Linked DNA regions of Homo sapiens: region 2 is linked to region 1. The links are chromatin loops, found by intact Hi-C in ENCODE. Cell type or tissue: left lung. All regions are shown on one strand.

Region 1 (8,000 bases):
GCCAAGACTTTCTCTGAAGATTCCTAACACCCAGTCCCAAGACCTTGCCACCCTATTGCCCTTGCCTGGTGGGCATCGATACTTCTCCAAAGATCTGTTTCTGGTGAATTCTGATGGACTGGCAGGCTTGGCTTATGCTGTAAACATGGCCAAGTACTGCAGAGTCTATTAAGAGCAAGAAATTTGCAGACCGCAAGCCTAGCCTGACATCCCAGGGTTTCTACTTACTGACCTTGGAAAGACAAAACTCTAAATTCCATATTCTTTAACACAGCCTTGGCTAGAAAATACAACTGAAGCCAGAAGCTACAGGCCTCAGTTGGCAGTTTTATAGGAAAATCTTGAAAGAATGGGAGTAGACAGTTGTTTTGAAAAGAAGGAGGCTCAACTAGTCATTGCAACCTGTTAGATAGAAAATAATACGTTTAACGAATATTTTCATTCCACTTACCATGACAGTTAGCTCAGGTCTCTACAATGCCCTTTCCACCAACAAGTTGAATTTCTAAGTCTCTTGGCTGAAAAGGGCAAAGAGCTTTCCTGTATGATGAAACAGGCTGCATGGCCCAAAGGCAGCCTGCTATAAAGGTTGACTGTGGCTGCCTCCTCTGTCTCAAGCTTTGCTGGGAAGCCACATTTTTCACAATTGAGTTGTTGCAAAAAGTTATGTGTGTTACACTCTATGTGTTCTTGAAAACTATATTTGTCAAAATGTTCATGGTAGGAAACTGTTTTCCCTTCAAGTTGTAACTGAGGTTTACCTTGGAGGCTACTTTGACCACTGTGATATTTAACTCTATGACCACCAACTCTTGATCTGGTGCTAATGAACTCAAACAGCATTAAAGACTATGGGGATATTCTTAACATTGGGAACACAGCTAAAGGCAGCTCTTTCTGGGGGGAAAAATGGTTTACAAGTAAATAAATAAACAGTGACTCTAACACATTAACTTCAAAAACATCATACAGAATCTCAACTTGCCATGACATCGTTCTGTGGTCTTGGGCCAGTCATAATGTCTATGAGGCTTAGTTTCAACTTCTGTCACGATGTGTGTGGCTCAGCCTTCCCTCATCAGTGCTGTGAGGAGTAAATGAGGAGACTTGTGCGAAGAGATCCACACAGAGCTGAGCACGCGGTGAGCACCCAGCAACACCAACATAGAGGGGAGAGCCTTCTCTCACACGCCTCGAGCTTCCACAGAAGAAGGAACTTCTGCTCTACTCACCGAGATGGACAAGGATAGGAGAAACACCCTCCCAGTTTCTTCCCCACATACTACCCTCTCTCACAGAAGAAGCCAAGCAGAGGGGTGGGCCTACAACACACCCTGGGCCACGGCGCACCTGAAGGAGGGCCGCTGATCCAGAAGACAGTGCCAGCTCTTTCTCTCGGACCCTCCCCGCCCCTGTGGCTGGGGTTGGAGCCTGGCTGGAGTGTACCCTACAGCTGCCTGTTTAAGGGCCTGCACACTCAGGGTCTTCTTTGCAAACCCAGCCCTGCACACAAGTAAGATTGGGATCTGGATTTGGGGAGGCTGGAGGGGCCCCCACTTTGGCCTCAAGTGCGGGTTGTTCCTCTAATCCAGCCCTAACAGGAAGCCTATGCCTCAGGCATTCCTGGGCCCTGTCACCACTACTAGAGCGAGGCTTTGATCTCCCGTAGCTGGCCACAGTGTTTACTCTCTACTGGAAAGAACATGGAGGAGAAAAGGGGTGAATGGCTCCCTTCAACCTCCCACAGTTAACAATTTAATGACAAAACAAGGGGTAAAACTAAACCTTGCTCAAACTCTAGCTTTCTCCTGATATCTCTGCTATCCCACAAAAAAATATCTGAGGCGAAGGAGGACCATCCTTTCCAAGCCAAATAGAGAAAGAGATGTCAAATAAGAAAGCCTAAAGGAAGCTAAAGGGTGTTTCTGGAGCCTTGAGAAATCTGGGCTGGAGAAGGGCTACACCGGTGGTCCCAGCCCACTCACCCAAAGGTGCCAGCTCACCTGAGCCCTGGCCAGGGGGCTGGGCATTCTCCTCCGAGGTCTCTGTGTCAGACCAGTCCCAGTCATCCTTGGGCCGGGGCACCATCCTGGAAGGAACTTTTGGGGGCTGTAGAGACACACGCTGCACACGGTCTCCCTCTGAGTCCTCTTCAGAACTGAACGGGGGCGTGCTGCCACGAGGAGGAGAAGAAATGAGGGATGCATGGGCCAGAAAGAAAACTTCAAAAGCCAAACTTCACCACGCTTCAAGCTGGTTTGGTTTGCTCAGGGCCAGCCCTGCTCCCTCCCTCAGGCCCAGAAGACAGCCAGGAGACCCCTGGAGTGCAGCAGCCACACCAGTATCTCCCTTAGTAGAGCCCTGCCCATCTGAGGATCCAGCCCCTCTGGAGGGGGAACGGGTTTGGGGGAGGACATGGGTAAGGGGAGGGTGGGTTTGTCTTGGCTGGGAGCACAGGTTCTCAAGTCCAGAGCTCAGACTGGACCCCACCTGAGGCACCTTCTATTCACATGTGTCTGCCCCCCTCCTATCTGCAGAAGCCTGGAGGGAGCCCAGAACAGGACTGCCTGAATCCAGGAGCCACCACTGCAGGTGGGGTGAGAGGGCAGAGTCTGGGGCTCACCTCATCCCGGGCCCCGAGGAAGGAGGGGTGCTGGAGGGTCCATGCAGTCCGGGGCGTGGAGCGGGGGCGGACACCTGGGTCAGGCTGGAGCCATGGCTGCCATGGCTCTGACGAGTTGGTGGGGGTGGCTCTGCCGGTGTGGATGGCAAGGCCACCTGCAGGGTCCTGGTCTTTGGCTGGGCCTCTCTGGTGACCAGTGTGCTCTGCTGGCTTTTGACTGGAAACACAGAAAGGAATGATTTTTGGAGTACACCCATGCTGGATCTCAAGCCTAAGAGGAGGGAGAAAGTGGCTCCAACACCCTGGAAATGAACAATTACTCCCTCTCCGTGCTGTAATAACCACAGCAGATTTCATGACTGTTGCCAAATCAGGTGTTCTGCTGGCCAGATTCGAGGCTAGGACCACAGTTCCACAGTTTCATCAGAGACCAGGAGAGCAGCTGGGTGCTCCAGGGTCGTGTTGTCATTACTGAAGACCAGCAGGAGTCCGCGGGCCTGAAGAGGGGCTCAGTAGTCCTAGATGGACTTCACCAAGGCTGCTACCCTCTCCCCAACCCACGCTACAGCCGCTGCACTGCAGGCAGTCCTGCAGGAAGACCCCACTGCCACCAGAGGTCGCCGCAGGACTGCATGAACCATCAAGATCCACTCAAACCTCCTCCCAAATGCAGTCTGGGGCAAGGCAGTACCAAGGCAGGCAATTGGACACAGCCCCTCTGTTTTCCAAATTGCATCAAGACCTATAGCCACAAGAGCGGTCCCGGATCAGCAAGTTTTTATGGGAAGAGAAGAGAGAGAGTGCATCACAGGGAGTCAGACATGTGTGGATTGGGTCACAATGTAAAATGAGTTTCTTACAGTAATTCAAGATCAGAAAATGTTTGAAATACAGTTGACCCCGAAACAACGTGGGGTTGAACAGCCATGGGTCCACTTATACGTGGATTTTCTTCCGACTCTGCCACCCGTGAGACAGCAAGAGCAACCCCTCCTCTTCCTCCTCCTCTTCAGCCTACTCAACACAAAGATAACAAGGATGAAGTCCTTTATGATGATCCACTTCCCCTTAATGAATAGTAAACATATTTGCTCTTCCTTGTGATTTTCTTAATAACATGTTCTTTTCTCTAGCTTACTTTATTGTAATAATACAGCTTATAATTCATATAACATACAAAATGTGTGTTAATAGTCCATATTGTCGGTAAGACTTCTGGTCAACAGTAGGCTATGAGTAGTTAAGTTTTGGGGCAGTCAAAAGTTACACGCAAATTTTCAACTGCATGGGGGGTTTGCGCCCCTGACCCCTGCATTGTTCAAGGGCCAGCTATGCACTGCTCTCAGTGAATGTGTCTACTCAGAAGTGGAGCTTCCAGGAAAGAGTGAACTGAAGAGAAGGGGAAGACAAAGACAAGCCTGCTGGGGGAAAATAACAATAGCTTCCCATGACTGTGTACCAGATACTAAGAAAAGCACTTTACATACAACCACTTGGCCCCCGAGCATCTTCAGAGGCTATCATTTTCCCTACAGAGGCTTGCCCTCAGCTCCACGGAAGAAAGTGGTGAATACAAACCCAGGTTGTCTGTCTGCCCTAATCTTGGGCCCTCACCGCTACTTCCCACAGCCTTGCCCAGGCCACAGAAGAGGCAGGGTCCAAGCAGAAATGGGAGGTGAGCATTAAGACAGCACTTGTGGGACCCAGGAAAAGAATAAAGGTGCAGAGCTGGAAGGAAAGGTCTACAAAATGCCACAAAAACACAGCGCTCATCTCACAACTCAGTAACATCTCCAGAGAAGGCAGAACCCCAGGGCCAGGGAAAGGGAAGGCTGCGAAGGGGGCTCTCCCTCCTGGCTTTTTTACTACAGGAACAAAGGTGTGTGGGAGTGGGTGGGGCGTAGCACCTAGAAGGAGCAAGATACCTTTGCTTTCTCTTGGAAGCCAGCATTCCGAGGGTTTTTCCATTCATCCTCCCCAAGTCCCTGTCCCCTCCCTCCTCTGAGCTCCCACCACCCCCATGCTTGGCTCCATCACATCACCTGGTCCTGGCTGATTTCCCAGGTGAGGTGGAAGGCCCTGGCACAGAGTCAACCTCAGCAAGTACTGTACTAAATGAATGAGTGGGCAAATGAATGAATGAACATTTGACTGAATGAGCAAAAGGATATACGTTTAAATTGGAGCATAAAAGGCAGATTGGCAACCAGGACAAATACCCTTCTGTCTGAGATTTCTATGCAAGATAAAAACCGTCCTTTCCTTAGAGATTTTAAGGCCAGAAGTTTAAACTAAATATTATAGTTTCCCAGGTCATCAATACATTTTTTTACCATATTTTCATGCCAAAATGACAATGCTTTTAAGCACAAAATACCTGCTTGATACTTGTCCAAGTAATAATTTCCATGAGCTCACAGGATTGCTATGTTAGTCTTATTTTCTTCTAATTCACATGAGGAAAAATAAAAATAAGTTATAAAATGATTGGTTGATGTAGCAACTAAAATCATCTCTCATATCCTCAGAGATACGTGGGCCATACTCTGCAAAATTTTTTTGCATGAAGAGCTCAAATCGGTTCTTCCTGGACACAGGAGATACAGAACTGGCCTCCTTCTGGCCACATGTGTCCCTGACTGAGGAGACGAAGTAAAAGGAGCAGGACAGCACCTGCATGAGCAGACCAGACCCACTGAAGCCCTCCCCAGAGCCTCTCACCACAGCAGCCCAGACCCTCTTGGAACCCTCTGGAAACAGGGGGCTCTCAAACCTGGGAACACAAATACACTTGCTCCGTAAGAACAGACTCAAGGGTCCTGGTCCACAGAATTTCGTGTTCCACCAGAACCACAGGGCCTTCTCTTGTCATGACCCCCAGAGCATGGACAAATGGTAAAGTGGCAGCTATGACCTGGCCCAAGGAACCAACTATGAGCTCTGAGAATTCATCTGCGTGCAGAACTGGCCCAGTCTCTCATGCTCTCCCATGGCCAGAGCAGGGGCTATCTGAGCTCTGCAGAAGTTTACATTCAATTGATATTTGCCTCCACCTGCAGCTTCAATGCTCCCGGGCCTCTGCCTGCCTCCCCAGGCTGGCATGCCTGGTGTGTAGAGCCAGAAACTGAATAGGCTGCTCTCTGTTGAAGAGACACTCAACTGTGGTCGCAACAAGCCAAACAGAATGAAGGTGCTAAGGGAGGCAGCATGTCTGCACAGGGACAGTTCAGGCTGACAACAGGCTCCAGCTCCGGCTCTCCTCCAACTTCCCCGAGTGACCCTGGACAAATGCCCCCACTCCACCCCAGATCCTATTTCCTCAACAGAGAACTTCTGGACTCAGTCCCCTGTAAGGACCCTACCAGCTCAGCCCTTCAGAGAAGTGCCCCTAATGGGGGACAGAGACTATACCCTCCTCATGTGCAAACAAGTTTTGGCAAGAATGGGACCCTTACAGGTCACAGCCCTGAGCAAGCCCTCTCCCCAGTGTACCTGAAGGCTGCCCGTCTGGCTGGGACACCACAGCGCCATTCTCCTGTCTCTCCTTCGCTCTGCTGGTGACTTCCTTGACAAGCTTTCCCCTCAGACTCAGAAATTCAGAAAACTTCCGGGCCTTCTGCTCCCGCTGGACTCTCAGCAGGGATTCCAGGTGTCTGAGAGTCTGAATCGAGATTCCCTTTGCATCCTAGAGGAGACAGGAGTTCACCTTTACAGAGAGAGGCTACCCTTCTTCTCCTTCCCCTAAGCCTCTCACACCTGCTGCTGCTGGCCTGGGAGTCTGTGATCAGTGCCTGGTGCTTTTCTTGCAGGACTGGGGGGCATGAAATGAGGATCAGAGAAGGGTAAGCAGCGGCTTCAAAGTTGCTGAAAGTGCAATGGTTCAGGGTTTGGGAGCCCCATCAAAATGTGCACAGCAGGATAATGCAAAGGACTGCGTCACAATTCTGACCACATCATAGCATAAGGGACTTCGTTGGAACATGCTTTTCTACCATCTGACTGAATCCTAGGATAAGAGACCACAGCTTGCTCATTTTTGTACTCCCAATTACTATTATTATGCCAAACACACTGTCCATGGCTAACAATGTTTAAAAAACTAAACTGCTGTAAACACAATCCAAGTACCCTTTCAAGACCTATTGGAAGTTGCTCGAGCTTTTGACATCCACCCAGAGCCCATGGGAGGGTCCAGGGAGGCATCTGAATCCAAGATGAGGATTCATGCAAGGTTAGAAAGGAATGTCTTAATCAAATCTGAATATAGGGCCAAAGTTAGAGTAGTCAGTAGTTGAAAACAATCAAAGTAGTGACCATTCTTCCTAAAATAACCCTAGTTGTCTATTTTTTTTTTCTAACTTACTCTACACAAACAGCATTCCAATAGTGTAATGCTTGGCTAATTTAATAATAGGTGTGTTTTTATTTAATAATAGATTTCATTGGTGCTTCTAATAATAACATACGTGTTCTGGTTAAGCACAATGGCATTCAAATACTAGTTGGAGAGAGAATCCATAGACCCTGTAAAGGAACTGGATCACTGCTGCAGACTCCCTGAGATGCCGAAAACCTGAGTCTGCTTGCTTTCTCAATGGGGAGGTTTGTGGTCTGGGGCAAGTTCCCAGCCCTGGTCACTGGCTGCTTGGAAATAGACTTGCTCCTGTTGGTGGGGCACAGTGCGAGTGAGACCGGACTTTAGGACCGCAGGCTGCGTGGAGATGGGCTGAGGCCTGTGACTGCCAGATTTCCCCCACTTCCCTGGCGACCTGTATGACTCAGCAGAGGCAGCCATAATCCCCCTGGGAATATAACTCCATTGGACTGGGAACACACCCTCATCCCCAACAGTAGCTGCAGCAAGCCACACCCAAGGAGAGGCTGAGCTCAGACACGTCTATCCCTGGCCCCACCTGGTGGTCTTCCTGCACCCGCCCTGGTAGCTGAAGACAAAGGTCATAATCCCTTAGGAGCTGTATGGCCCTGCCCACCGCCTGAGAAACCTGAATACTTAACCAGGTGTCCCTAGGGCAAGTAGGGAAGTATGCATCCTCCCTATAGGACCACAGTTTGAAAGCACCACCTCCTAGCTGGAGGCCAACAAACACAAAACCAATGCACTAAACAAACAAAAAGAAAAAACAAGGACCCTCAAGAGTCCACTTCACTCCCCTACTACCTCCACTGGAGCAGGTGCTGGAATAGTATCCACGGCTGCAAGACCTGAAGATGGATCACATCACAGGACTCTTTGCAGACACTCCCCAGTACCAGCCTGTAACTCTACTGGGTGGCTAGACCCAGAAGATCAAAAACAATCACTACAGTTCAGCTCTCAGGAAGCCCCATTCCTAGGGGAAGGGGGAGAGCACTACAT
Region 2 (8,000 bases), 46 kb after region 1:
AGACAGGCGGATCACCTGAGGTCAGGAGTTCAAGACCAGCCTGGCCAACATGGTGAAACCCCGTCTCTACTAAAAATACAAAAATTAGCTGGGCATGGTGGTGGGTGCCTGTAATCCCAGCTACTTGGAAGGCTGAAGCAGGAGAACTGCTTGAACCCAGGAGGTGGAAGTTGCAGTCAGCCGTGAGCAGAGACTGTGCCATTGCACTCCAGCCTGGGCAACAAGAATGAAATTCTGTCTCAAAAAAAAAAAAAAAGATGGAGCAGAACTGTGGAACTTGAAGATGATTATGATGATATGATGATAGTATAATAGGTAATATTTATCAAACATCTATATGTCAGGCACTGTGCCTGCCTTTAAAAGTAGTAATTCTAAACTCATATAGCCTTGTAGATGGCTATGGTTCGTCTCATCTCACAGATGTAGAAACTGAGGCTCAGAGAAGCTAAGATCCCTGCTCACTCAGCTACTAAATAATGAAGCCAAGATTCAAACCAAGTTCTATCTGACTCCAGAGCTTTTGAATTATGCCAAACTCTTAATAATTATGATAATTATAATGATATACAAATTATTTTCCATTATGGAAATTACAATACCTGAGTTTTCTTGACCAAAGTGCAAGCGCTGACAGAGTTTACAGCAAATCACCACAGGGTTAGTGTTGGGGATTCTAAATTCTCCCTGTATTTCAGCAGGGCTTGTCTGAACCCGACTCAGCTCCACAGCTTGCGTCCTGATTAGGATAGGCGGACAAAAAGCCAAATGAGAGTGTTGCATGTTACCTGGAAACCATACACCCCAGGGGCAAGGACATCGTGCTTTTTTCAGACGAATTGTGAGCAGACTGCTTTTCCCACATCTGGGAATAAAAACACAAGGAAGAAATGACTCACTGTCAACCAGGAGCAGTGGCTCTCGCCTGTAATCCCAGCACTTTGGGAGGCCAAGGAGGGCAGATCGCCTGAGGTCAGGAGTTCAAAATCAGCCTGGCCAACATGGCGAAATCCTGTCTCTACTAAAAATACAAAAATTAGCTGGGCGTGGTGGCTCATGCCTGTAGTCCCAGCTACTCGGGAGGCTGAGGCAGGAGAATCACTTCAACCTGGGAAGCAGAGGTTGCAGTGAGCCGAGATCGCACCATTGCACTCCAGCCTGGGCGACAGAGTGAGACTTCGTCTCAAAAAAAAAGAGAGAGAAGAAATGACTCACTGTCATTAGGAAAACTGAAGCTGTTTAATCACCTTTAGATATATTGACAGGGTTTTGGGAAACTTCCCATTCCTAGACCAATATTATGAATAAGGGACCCAAAAGAATATTTGTGCTAACATTCAAACTTGCTTCATTGTTAAGAGTTGGTTTCTGCCTGGGACAATCCCACACCCATCTAGAATATAGAAAACCCATCTACCACCCTTGCTTTGCACACTCCCAGTGACAAGTTGTTCACCACCTCACAAGACAGCCATCCCACTGTGAAACAATCCCTGGAGACTTTATGGTTCTTCTAAAACCGGCCCACCAATAATCTGTCAAAAATAACTCCCTCAAAATTGGCCAAACACCTTATTTTTTAACATAAACTGACAGCTAGACAACAACAACAACATCACCACTTTACTGTCTCTTCTGCTTCCTCAAGAATGCAGTCAAGAGGAGAACTTGAGGGAGCCAAGTTTCCAAGGTGGCTGCCAGGCAATCATTTACAAACCTGCCCTGGCTCCCAAGCTAACTTCAGCAGTGCCCACTGGGGGAGCTCAGGCGTGTCATTAATGCTAATTGTTGTGGCTGCCAAGGAAACCTTCACACAGTTTGCAAACAGGCTATGCACACACAGTATGCAAGGGAGCTCCAGAGACCTCAACAGAGATGACAGGGACCTGGGAGCTCTCCTGAAGTACTGCCACTGCAGAGCTTAGCCTTATTCTCAGATTCCATGGTGTTCTCCTTTTCCACTCTTCCCTGACCCTCATGGGGGCTGCAGCGACTCCTAGAACCTTCAAGCAGCGAGACAAAGGTCCCCTCAACCGGGCACAGCGCTCTCCTTACACCTGGCCTCCTATTCCCAGCAACTTTAAGGAGATATTTTTAAGTGGCCATGGTTTTATCAAAAGCCTATTAAGTTTTTGCCACAAACGGATTTTATTTAAAATAAAAATAGGGGTAGGTATTTGACTGATGTCTCTTGGGAGTGTTTTAGAGAAGAGGAATGAATACTGACATGTCCTATCTTCCCAGATGCAGAATTGTAAAACAAACAAACATAATTGCTTTTCACATGTAAAAGAAAACTGGCTTAGAACATACTAGCGTTTTCTTTGCCATGAAGGAGTTCACCTTCAGTGACTAAGCCAGAACTACTAGAGCTGCCAGGCCTAGGGACAGGAGACATTGCCAGTGCTTAGCCAGGCTGGCCAGGACTAACCATCTCTGCAAGGAGTCCACAAGAAGCCTCAGGGCAGCCTTTCCCTGCTCCTATCAATTTGAGTTGAGCAAAAAACCTTTGACCAAATATCAGCTCCATGGCACAACCCACAGTTATGGTGCCCACATGAACTCAGGTTTCTGTTCCCAACCTGAAGCATACAACTTCATGAGGTATTTTATCAAGTTAGATAGTATCAAAAAATATTCCCAGATGAGGGAGGTGTCTGACCAAGACAGTCAGAAGGCCCCTTATCAGCCACTAGACTGGAGGATCAGCCTTCCCTAAGCAGGATTGTTCTCACTGGCCAGTCCTCACATCCGGGAGGGGGAGGAGAGGTGCTAGGGGCTGCAACTGAGAAGGGAGAGATCACCCACCCTATCTGCAGATGAGGGTGTGAGAAGCCAAGTCAGAACACCCCATACTTCCCAGGCCTCTCTCCAAAGTCCTGTTAGAAATCGAATTCCAGGAGACCAGGCAGGGGCAGCCTAGGCCCTGGGCCCCTAGGAAGTGCTCCGTGAACTAGGCCCTGCCCAGGCAGCCTCGGACCCCCTCCTCTGCCCTGCCTCCTGATCCCTGTCCTGCACTGAGCAGGTCTTCGGTGGACTTTATGCGCAGCCACCTCAGGATGAAAATACCACGTCTGCCTCCTGCTGAGGTCCAGCCCAGGAAAGGAAGAAGGGGAACGAAAGATGCCAATGCGATTGCTTTTAAATCACCTCATTACTAAAAGAATCCTCCTTTACCTACGGCACTCAGATCATCAAGCCCTCCCAAATCACTTTTCTTTTTTCAAAAAGTAAAAACCCAAGGCCGTCTTCCCAGTGAAGCCGAGTCTTGGGGCATCCCGTCATTCGTCCCCCGCGCACGGGTCCTTCCCTCCCTGGGCGCCGCAGTTCGGAGCAGGCCGAGGGGGCCGGGCTGCAGGGCCGCGCCGGGCCAGAAGGGCGCGCCCTGGGCAGCGCGGACGCACGCAGCCGGCTCCTCCCGCGCCCCGCTGCACCCCGGCAGGGAGTTCGCCCCCGCTAATGTTTAACCTCCCGAATCGCTGATCCCTCGGACTGCAGCCAAGCTACCCACCCGCCCCGCTCCCGGGACGAATTCCTGGCATAGTTTTCCCGCGCGGCCCGCTCACCGTGGGGTCTCCTGGAGCCGGGGACGGCGGGAAGACGTCTCGAGGTGGCGGCTCCCATACTCGCCCCACGTCCCGCCTCCAGACTTGCTCCACCGCCCCAGACAGCCCAGAGATGGTTCCCGGAATGCTCACCGCCCGCCGTTCCCGGGATGCTTCCCCAGCCCCACGCAGTCCGGGCGCTCTCTGCGGCGGAGGCAGAGCCTGCCCGGCCCACTCCAGTGCCGCCAACCTGCGGGACCGCGGACAGAGAGCTCCTCGGTGCGTCGGTCAGCTCGTGGCTTGGGGTCTCTGGTGCCTCCAGCTCCTACTACAGCCGCCCCGCCCCACCTCAAGAAGAGGTGGAGCCTCTCCCGGCCCCTCTCGGACGAGCTATTTTTAGGTCTGTAACGGATGGGGGAAGGCGGGAATGCCACGTTTAATCCGTTAGTAAAATCCAGGATCCAAGTGAATGGCTTCCTGGCCTTGCTGAGAGGCTGGACTTGCCCCGGTTTCCCCACACCCTGCCTCCGGTACAATCGATAGCCTGCTGTGCAGGGGCGGCCGCACCCCCCGGGCAGATAGCCCTGCCCACCCTCCTAAAGGGACCGTCCTGGTTTCTTCCTGACCGGATCCCAAGCTAGGAGAGTTCTTTGGGTGTGCCCCAGGTCTGATCAGACAGACAGCAGCCACCTTCCCTCCGCAGCCCCCACCCACCACCCCCTACCCTCCCAACCTGCTGGTTTGCCCTGGGGATGCCAACTTGGAAACCCAGGACTGAAAAACTTATTTTTTCTCCTGATATTAGTCCCTGATCTCTTCCCATAGTAGTAGTTGCTTTGCTGAGATTCCGTTTTGTGGGCACCGTAACTGTGAGTTGTGCCATAGAGCTGATATTTGGTCAAAATGTTTGTTGCTCAACTCAAATTGATAGGAGCAGGGAAAGGCTGCCCTGAGGCTTCTTGTGGACTCCTTGCAGAGATGGTTAGTCCTGGCCAGCCTGGCTAAGCACTGGCAATGTCTCCTGTCCCTAGGCCCGGCAACTCTAGTAGTTCTGGCTTAGTCACTGAAGGTGAACTCCTTCATGGCAAAGAAAACGCTAGTATGTTCTAAGCCAGTTTTCTTTCACATGTGAAAAGCAGTTATGTTTGTTTTACAATTCTGCATCTGGGAAGATAGGACATGTCAGTATTCATTCCTCTTCTCTAGAGCACTCACAAGGGGCATCAGTCAAATACCTACCCCTATTTTTATTTTAAATAAAATCCTTTTGTGGCAAAAACTTAATAGGCATTTGATAAAACCATGGCCACTTAAAAATATCTCCTTAAAGTTGCTGGGAATAGGAGGCCAGGTGTAAGGAGAGCTCTGCGCCTGGTGGAGGGAACCTCTGTCTCGCTGCTTGAAGGTTCTAGGAGTCGCTGCAGCCCCCATGAGGGTCAGGGAAGAGTGGGAAAAAAGCTCCTTTTCACACACACTCTCTCTCTCTCCACTCCGCAACTCTTCTCCCTCCCTCTTTCTCTTTTTTCCATTTCAAAGGCTTTCGTCCCACCACAATCTCAATCTGCCAAGCTCTACATTTTGAGGCAGCCAAAGCAAATGTGTATGGGAACAAGCGTTGTCAAGGACTTGCAGGGAAACTGGAACTCCTGTGCATTGCTGGTGGGAATGTAAAATGGTACCATTACTGTGGATACAGAATGGTAGTTCCTCAAAAAATTAAACAAGAATTGCCAAAAGATCCAACAATTCCATTTCTGGGTATATACCCCAAAGAACTGAAAGCAGGGATTCAAACAGATATTTGTATACTCATGTTCATAATAGCATTATTCACAATAGCCAAAAAGTGGAAACAATTCAAATGTCTATCGACAGATTAATGGATAAGCAAAATGTGGTATATCCATACAATGTAATATTAACTTTAAAAGGGAAGGAAATTCTGACACATGAATGAACCTTGAAAACTGTCTTAGTCTATTCAGGCTGCTATAACAAAATACCATTGAGTGGGTAGCATATAAACAATAGAAGTTTTTTTCTTACAGTTCTGGAGGCTGGGAAGTCCAAAATCAAGACATTGGCAGATTCGGTGCCTGGTGAGGGCCTGTTTCCTGGTTGATAGGCTGTCATCTTCTCACTGCACCCTCACTTAGTAGAAGGGGGCTGGCTAGCTCTCTGGGGTTTCTTTCATAAGGGCACTAGTCCCAATTATGAGGACTCTACCTTCATGACCTAACCACCCCCCAAAGGCCCCACCTCCCAATACCGTCACCTTGGGGGTCAGGATTTCAACCCCATTTTGCAGGGACACAAACATTCAGATCAAGGCAAAAGCATTATGCTAAATGAAATAAGCTGGACACAAAAGGACAAATATTGTATTATTCCACTTATACCTGGAAATATTGTATGATTCCACTTGTACCTAGAATAGTCCATTCACAGAGACAGAAAGTAGAATAGTGGTTACCAGTGGCTGGAGGAGGGGGAATGAGTAGTTATTGATTCATGAGTACAGATTCTCAGTTTGGGAATGATGAAAAAGTTCCAGAGATAAATGGTAGTGATGGTTGCACAATAATGTGAATGTACTTAATGCCACTGAATTGTACACTTGAAAATGGTTACGATGGCAAATTTTACATTATGTACAGTTTATCACAATTTTTTAAACATTAAAAAAAAATAGTGGATGGAGCAGGGACCAGGACTAAGTTGGGATATCTGTGCACCATGTATTCGGATGGGGGATCTTGTTCCTGCCGTCTTCTCCTAGTCAGGGCACTTTTTTCACCCCAGGATTTTCTGCCACCCACAAGAGCAAAGAGAAGAGTCCAGGCCTTGGGAGTCAAAGACACATCTACATTCCACATTCCCAAGCTACATAACCCTGGGAAAGTCACGTAGCCTCTCTGACCTTTCATTTTTCTCCTCTGTAAAATGGGAAAAGTAAACTCTACCTAGAAGAGTTGTTAGAATCAAATTAGCTAAATTACATGTAGGCTCTGCCCTGGGCCTACAAGTCAGTGGTGTGCACTCCTGACTTGACACTGTGAAATCGCCAAGGACATTTGCTTCTCAGCTCTCTTCCCACTGTATCCCTGAAATTTGCAGAAAGTAGTTCTGAGGATACCTTTGTGCATGTTATTTCCACCAGCCTCAATTTCCCCATGTGTAAATAGGGTGCCCTCCTTTGCAGGGCTGGTGTAAGAAAGTAGACTTGACATGCACCCAGATCTACCTTAGCCAAAAACCAAATCCTGAATCTTGAGCTGACTAAGACCTCATGCATGGAACCCTCACACTCTTCCCTTACTGGGCCTTAGTTCAACACTCAACACAGGGAGGAGTTACTGCATGCCTATCATGTGCCAAGTTATTTTCTTAGTCCCAAGGATACCAACAACCTCTAGAGGACTAGATCACTTGGCACTGGAAAGCTGTCATTTCTGCTGCCCACCTCTACTGTAGCACACACAAGCTCTGGCATCAGCCGTGGGGACAGGTGCATAGACCAAGGGAGACTGGCCCTAGCTGGCTAGTCCAGGAGACATTCCTGTCACCCCGAGCAGCTGGCCCATAACTGCTGGGTGGGAGGACAGGAGGATGGATTTTCAATATCCCAATGGCCCCTCACTCCCTCCTCAGCCCAGTACTAGTCACCCGCCCTCTGACCCAGCTCAGCCCCTTTCACAGACGGTCTCCCTCCTACACCTCAGGAAATAGGACACAGCCTAGACAGCCTGTAATAGGAGTGCCCTCTGCTGCCAAATGCTGGCATCACACCTTAGAAACCTGCTCTGGATCCCATTCTCCTGAAGGGAAGTGTATCTGAGGTGTATGGGACAGGTCTCCCTGCGCTGGGATGCCGGCCACTAATGAGCCCTGAGGTGATTTTAGGTCAAAAGTGTATTGTTGGGTTTTCTGCGTTGATGTATAGATAGGCAGGCATACAGTCAGAGGAGGATTTTACATAAAATCTGGTTTGCTGGTTTCTGAAAAATCTAAGAATCTAGCAACAAAAGAAAGGCCTGCACTCTGACATGTCTAGAACTGGCAGGATCTGAGAGGAAACTTTCTTAGGCAGATCGTACATTCTAGCCCAATCCCTGAAAAGTTCACTTTGAAGGAAGTCTGAGCACTTACCGAAAAGACCTCCTTTCTCAGGAAAACATCCCTTCTGCAAAAATGAAAATGCAGAGCTGGATAAGCCTGGCCTAAGGCGTGGCTGTGATATGGCCCCTCATTGGCTGGCAGTGATGGGCGGGTGGGATCTAGAAGGAGCTGCCCCAGCTGCCTCCTGCCTGGGCTTTTGCCTTTTGGAGGAGGGATTCCTCTTTGGCAGTTTGATGAAGCCCACACCCTTTCCTCAGAATGGTTTTTATTTTTATTTTTTATTTATTTATTTATTTTTTGAGACGGAGTCTTGCTCTGTCTCCAGGCTGGAGTGCA

Evidence for each region. Hi-C counts contacts between places; a loop is a spot of excess contacts. Peaks named below come from ENCODE experiments on the same cell type or tissue, not always from the same donor. Only the 100,000 strongest peaks of a DNase experiment are listed, where the experiment ranks them.
Region 2: a loop joins it to region 1, with 4 times the contacts of the local background. A loop is called at or near these places in 99 of 110 quality-filtered maps.

What each region holds. Positions count from the first base shown.
Region 1 is chr3:138,065,528-138,073,527 of GRCh38, forward strand. It overlaps DZIP1L (DAZ interacting zinc finger protein 1 like), which reads right to left. Exons shown (of 16, transcript NM_173543.3): 12 at 6,116-6,308; 13 at 2,624-2,840; 14 at 2,004-2,173. Among named protein-coding and RNA genes, the nearest start is that of DZIP1L, 46 kb to the right of the region's middle. RefSeq lists enhancers at 1,192-1,241, 5,200-5,701. In left lung, CTCF peaks have their summits at 3,210 (motif pointing right) and 3,418; a DNase peak (open chromatin) is centred at 3,214; H3K27ac peaks cover 607 bases.
Region 2 is chr3:138,111,762-138,119,761 of GRCh38, forward strand. It overlaps DZIP1L (DAZ interacting zinc finger protein 1 like), which reads right to left and starts at 3,847. Exons shown (of 16, transcript NM_173543.3): 1 at 3,567-3,847. RefSeq lists enhancers at 3,158-3,659, 3,660-4,159 and a silencer at 3,282-3,501. In left lung, CTCF peaks have their summits at 3,352 and 7,345 (motif pointing left); DNase peaks (open chromatin) are centred at 3,370, 3,720 and 4,114; H3K4me3 peaks cover 1,797 bases; H3K27ac peaks cover 1,857 bases.